2 separate regions of the Homo sapiens genome follow, and region 1 is linked to region 2. The links are chromatin loops, found by intact Hi-C in ENCODE. Cell type or tissue: dorsolateral prefrontal cortex. All regions are shown on one strand.

What was found. Hi-C counts contacts between places; a loop is a spot of excess contacts. Peaks named below come from ENCODE experiments on the same cell type or tissue, not always from the same donor. Only the 100,000 strongest peaks of a DNase experiment are listed, where the experiment ranks them.
Region 1: a loop joins it to region 2, with 7 times the contacts of the local background. A loop is called at or near these places in 26 of 110 quality-filtered maps.

Annotation. Positions count from the first base shown.
Region 1 is chr19:36,189,363-36,191,862 of GRCh38, reverse strand. The region is part of intron 4 of ZNF565 (zinc finger protein 565); the gene reads left to right. Among named protein-coding and RNA genes, the nearest start is that of ZNF565, 24 kb to the left of the region's middle. In dorsolateral prefrontal cortex, a CTCF peak has its summit at 1,241 (motif pointing left); a DNase peak (open chromatin) is centred at 1,160; H3K27ac peaks cover 1,659 bases.
Region 2 is chr19:36,492,329-36,494,828 of GRCh38, reverse strand. No RefSeq gene overlaps it. Among named protein-coding and RNA genes, the nearest start is that of ZNF566-AS1, 4.0 kb to the right of the region's middle. In dorsolateral prefrontal cortex, a CTCF peak has its summit at 1,533 (motif pointing right); a DNase peak (open chromatin) is centred at 1,528.

The DNA.
Region 1 (2,500 bases), 300 kb after region 2:
CGATTTTGGCATCCATCACTGGACCTTGTCTGCACCAGTTATTACTCTGTCACTTGTCTAATGTTGATTTTCTGTGTCCCTTATTCCTTCACCATTTATTAATTGGAATTCTTCAATAAGGAAGAACTGTCCCTAGCCCTCTTCCATTCACTTGTTCATTCAATGATTTCTTTATATCACGATGAGTTCGTGGGTATTTATTTTATTCTATGGGCTGTAGTCACTACTTTCATTGTTTATTTCATTGCTCGAATCGTTCAGGCTTTGGCCCTTGAAAACTCGTTAAGCTTGGCTCCTGGGTTCTCTCAACACACCCACATTCTCTTTTATATACTTCCACATTTTCTGGTACCACAGCATGTTCCATGGTTATTTCAGATTTTTCCTGCCTCAGCCCTGAAATCAGCCAGTTCTCAAAAGAATGCTGGTTCCTTTTATTGAAAAATGGTTCAGGAGGCAGAGGTAGCTGAGAGCCGAGATTGCCCCACTGCACTCCAGCCTGGGCAACAGGAGTGAGACTCCATCTCGGGAAAAAAAAAAAAAAAAAAGAAAGAAAAATGGTAGGAAATCGATCATATCTTTGAACTTTTTCTGAGCAAAGCAAGACCTTAACATCTTTACCATACCATCTTTTACTTCCCTGTGCCCTAGACCAGGGGTCGGCAAACTGCAATCTGTGGGTCAAATGCAGTCCATAACCAGTTTTTCATACAGCCCTAGAGCCAAGAACAGTTTTGATATTTTGAAAGTGTTAAAAAAAAAAAAAGAATATGCTGTAGAGACTTTATGTGTTCAACAAACCCTAAAACATTTACCATTGGGCCCTTCACAGAAAAAGTTTGTTTTTATGTGTTTTTTTTTTTTTTTTTTTGAGACAGAGTCTCACTCTGTCACCCAGGCTGGAGTGCAGTGGCACGATCTCAGCTCATTGCAACCTCAGCCTCCCAGGTTCAAGCAATTCTCCTGCCTCAGCTTCCCAAGTAGTTGGGAATACAGGAGTGCGCCACCACGCCCAGCTAATTTTTGTATTTTTAGTAGAGACAGGATTTCGCCATGTTGGCCAGGCTGGTCTCAAACTCCTGACCTCAAGTGATCCACCCACCTAGGCCTCCCAAAACTCCCAAAGTGCTGGGATTACAGGCATGAGCCACCGCACCTGGCCTTCCCACTTTCACTTCCAAGGACCCTTGTGAATACATTGTGTCCACCCAGATAAACTGGGATAATCTCGCCATCTTGTGGTGGTCAACTGATTAGCCTTTTTTTTTTTTTAATTTTTTTTTTTTGAGATGGAGTTTCGCCCTTGTTGTCCAGACTGGAGTGCAATGGCGAGATCTCCGCTCATCGCAACTTCCGCCTCCCTGGTTCAAGTGATTCTCCTGCCTCAGCCTCCCGAGTAGCTGGGATTACAGGCGCCCACCACCACGCCCGGCTAATTTTGTATTTTTAGTAGAGGCGGGGTTTCTCCATGTTGGTCAGACTGGTCTCAAACTCCCGACCTCAGGTGATCCACCCTCCTCGGCCTCACAAAGTGCTGGGATTACAGGCGTGAGCCACTGTGCCCTGCCCTGATTAGCAATCTGAATTCCAACTCCCCTTGCTGTGTGACAACATTCATAGGTTCCAGGAATAAAGACACAGACATCTTTGAGTGCCGTTATCCCACCTACCACATTCTGTATGTATTTTTTTTAGCAAAGTTAATTGAATATGCATAAATTAACAATGTATGGACGGGCGCGGTGGCACACACCTGTAATCCCAGCACTTTGGGAGACCAGTAGGTGGATCACTTGAGGTCAGGAGTTCGAAACCAGTCTGGCCAACATGGTGAAACCCCATCTCTACTAAAAATACAAAAATTAGCCATGTGTGGTGGCAGGTGCCTGTAATCCCAGCTACTCGGGAGGCTGAGACAAGAGAATCGCTTGAACCCGGGAGGCGGAGGTTGCAAGGAACCAAGATCGATCGCGCATCTTTATTCCAGCCTTGGCAACAGAACAAGACTCCATCTCAAAAACAAAACAAAACAAAATAAAACAAAAACAACTTTATGGGTACGACTCTACTGTAATTCCGTATTAAAATATTAAGCCTATTGCTGTTGATTCCATAAAAGTGTTCTTGTCTTTCACAGAATATTTGGTTGGTGTGTTTTCTAATTTCTTGCAGTTCTGAAAAATAATAATCTTTTATTTATTAGATTTTTAAAAATTGTGATAAAATATACATTACATAAGGGGCCGGGTACAGTGGCTCATGCCTGTAATCCCAGCACTTTGGGAGGCTGAGGTGGGCAGATCACCTGAGATCAGGAGTTCCAGGCCAGCCTGGCCAACATGGTGAAACCCCATCTCTATGAAAAGTACAAAAAAAAAAAATTAGCCGGGCATGGTGGCACATGCCTGTAATCCCAGCTACTTGGGAGGCTGAGGCAGGAAAATTGTTTGAACCCGGGAGGCGGAGGTTGCAGTGAGCCAAGATCACACCACTGCGCTCC
Region 2 (2,500 bases):
CATGCCTGTAATCCCAGCTACTTGGGAGGCTGAGGCAGGAGAATTGCTTGAACCCAGGAGATGGAGGTTGTGGTGAGCCGAGATCATGCCATTGCACTCCAGCCTGCCTGGGCAACAAGAGCGAAACTCCAACTCAAAAAAAAAAAAAAAAAAGATGGCCTATTTCAAGCCTTTGCATAGTACATTCCTGTTTTTGTGACAAAAGAAAAACTTTAAAATTGCCCCAAACAGAAAAATAATGGCTATATGTTTTATTCTATTTTAACTTTTTTTTTGAGATGGAGTCTTTGCTCTGTCACCCAAGCTTGAATGCAGTGGCATGATCTTGGCTGGCTGCAACCTCTGCCTCCCAAGTTCAAGCAGTTCTCCTGCCTTGGCCTCCCGAGTAGCTGGTATCACAGGTGTGTGCCACCATGCCTAGCTAATTTTTGTATTTTTAGTAGAGACGGGGTTTCACCATGTTGCCCAGGCTAGTCTCAAACTCCTGACCTCAGGTGATCAGCCCACCTCAGCCTCACAAAGTGCTGGGATTATAGGCGTGAGCCACCAGCCTGGCCCAGTTGATAGTTTCAACTATGTAAATCATTACACTGATTCCTACTGATCATTCTCATTGCCAGCATTCCTGAACTTAAATTGGCTCTGGAAATTCTCCAACCATAGTGAATCCTATTTTCTATGACCCCATAAATATTGGGCATTGTTGCGGTATGTTAGAATACGAGCCCGTGGTTGGGAAAGGCAGTATCATATATGCAGTCTTTCTACCTCTATGTGGCCACATAAGAATGACATCTGACCTGCAACATTTCCTTACCAAGAGATACGGATCCCACATGGGCTGTGCAATGTATTTGTGTTTTAAGCTAAGCGATATTACAGAAAAGTCAAAAAGCTTTTAAAAATTTGAACATTTATAAAGTAGAAAAGTTACAGCAAGCAAGGGTTAATTTATTATGGAAGAAAAACTTTAAATACATGTAGTGTTGCTTAAGTGTACAATGTTTATAAAGTCTAGAGTGTTGTACTGTAATGTCCTAGCCTTCACATTCACTCACCTCTCATCGACTCTCCAGAGCAACTTCCAGTCCTGCAGCCTCCATTCTTGGTAAGTACCCTATACAAGTGTACCATTTTTTACTTTTCATGCTGTTTTTTTTACTGTACCTTTTGTGTGTTTAGATATGTTTAGATACATAAATACTTACCATTGTGTTCTGTGGGCAGCAAGCCACCCAGGTGCCGAGGCAAGAGACCGAGGGCATGGGCTGTTTCAGTATAATAAAATATATAAAATAACAAGAATTACACTAGATACAGATCACAGATATGATTATACACAAGTATCACTAATCATTAGTTTGTAGTAATTACTCTTTATTCAAATATTATAATAATCTTCACTCTACAATCATAACCTAGGAAAAACCAGGCCATACAGAGGTATGAGCTGAAGGGACATGGTGAGAAGTGACCAGAAGACAAGTGTGTGAGCCTCTGTTATGCCCGGACAGGGCCACCAGAGGGCTCCTTGGTCTAGCGGAACGTTAGCGTCTGGGAAGACGCCTGTTACCAAGCGGATTGTGGTCTAGCAGTAGCGTCAGTGCCAAGGAAAAGCACCCACTACTTAGCAGACCAGCAAAGGGAGTCTCCCTTTCCCCGGGGGAGTTTAGAGAAGACTCTACTCCACCATGTCTTGTGGAGGGCCTGACATGAGTCAGGCCCGCCCGCAGTTATCTGGAGGTCTAACCGTCTTCCTGTGATGCTGTGCTTCAGTGGTCACACTACTGGTCCGCTTTCATGTTCCATCCTGTACACCTGGCCCTGCCTTCTAGATAGCAGTAACAAAATTAGTGAAAGTACTAAAAGTCTCTGATATGCAGAAATAATGCGTAAGCTGTCTTCTCTCTCTCTCCGCTTCAGCTGCCAAACAGGGAAGGGCCCCCTGTCCAGTGGACACGTGACCCACGTGACCTTACCTATCATTGGAGATGGCTCACACTCCTTACCCTGCCCCCCTTGTCTTGTATCCAATAAATAACAGTGCAGCCTGGCATTCGGGGCCACTATCAGTCTCTGTGTCTTGGTGGTAGTGGCTCACCCGGGCCCAGGTGTCTTTTATCTCTTTGTCTTGTGTCTTTATTTCTACCACCTCTAGTCTCTGCACACAGGGAGAAAAACCCACAGACCTTGTAGGGCTGGTCCCTACAGTGTTCCAACTGTATTCAGTACAGTAACATACTGTATAGCTTTGTAGTTTAGGAGCAACAGGTTATACCATGTAGCCTAAGTGTTCAGTCAGCTATACCATCTAGGTTTGTGTCAGTACACTCCATAATGATGAAATTGCCCAACAATGCATTTCTCAGAATGTATCCTTTTTTTTTTTGAGACCGAGTCTCACTCTGTCGCCCAGGCTGGAGTGCAGTGGTGCAATCTTGGCTCACTGCAACCTCTGCCTCCTGGGTTCAAGCGATTCTCCTGCCTCAGCCTCCCGAGT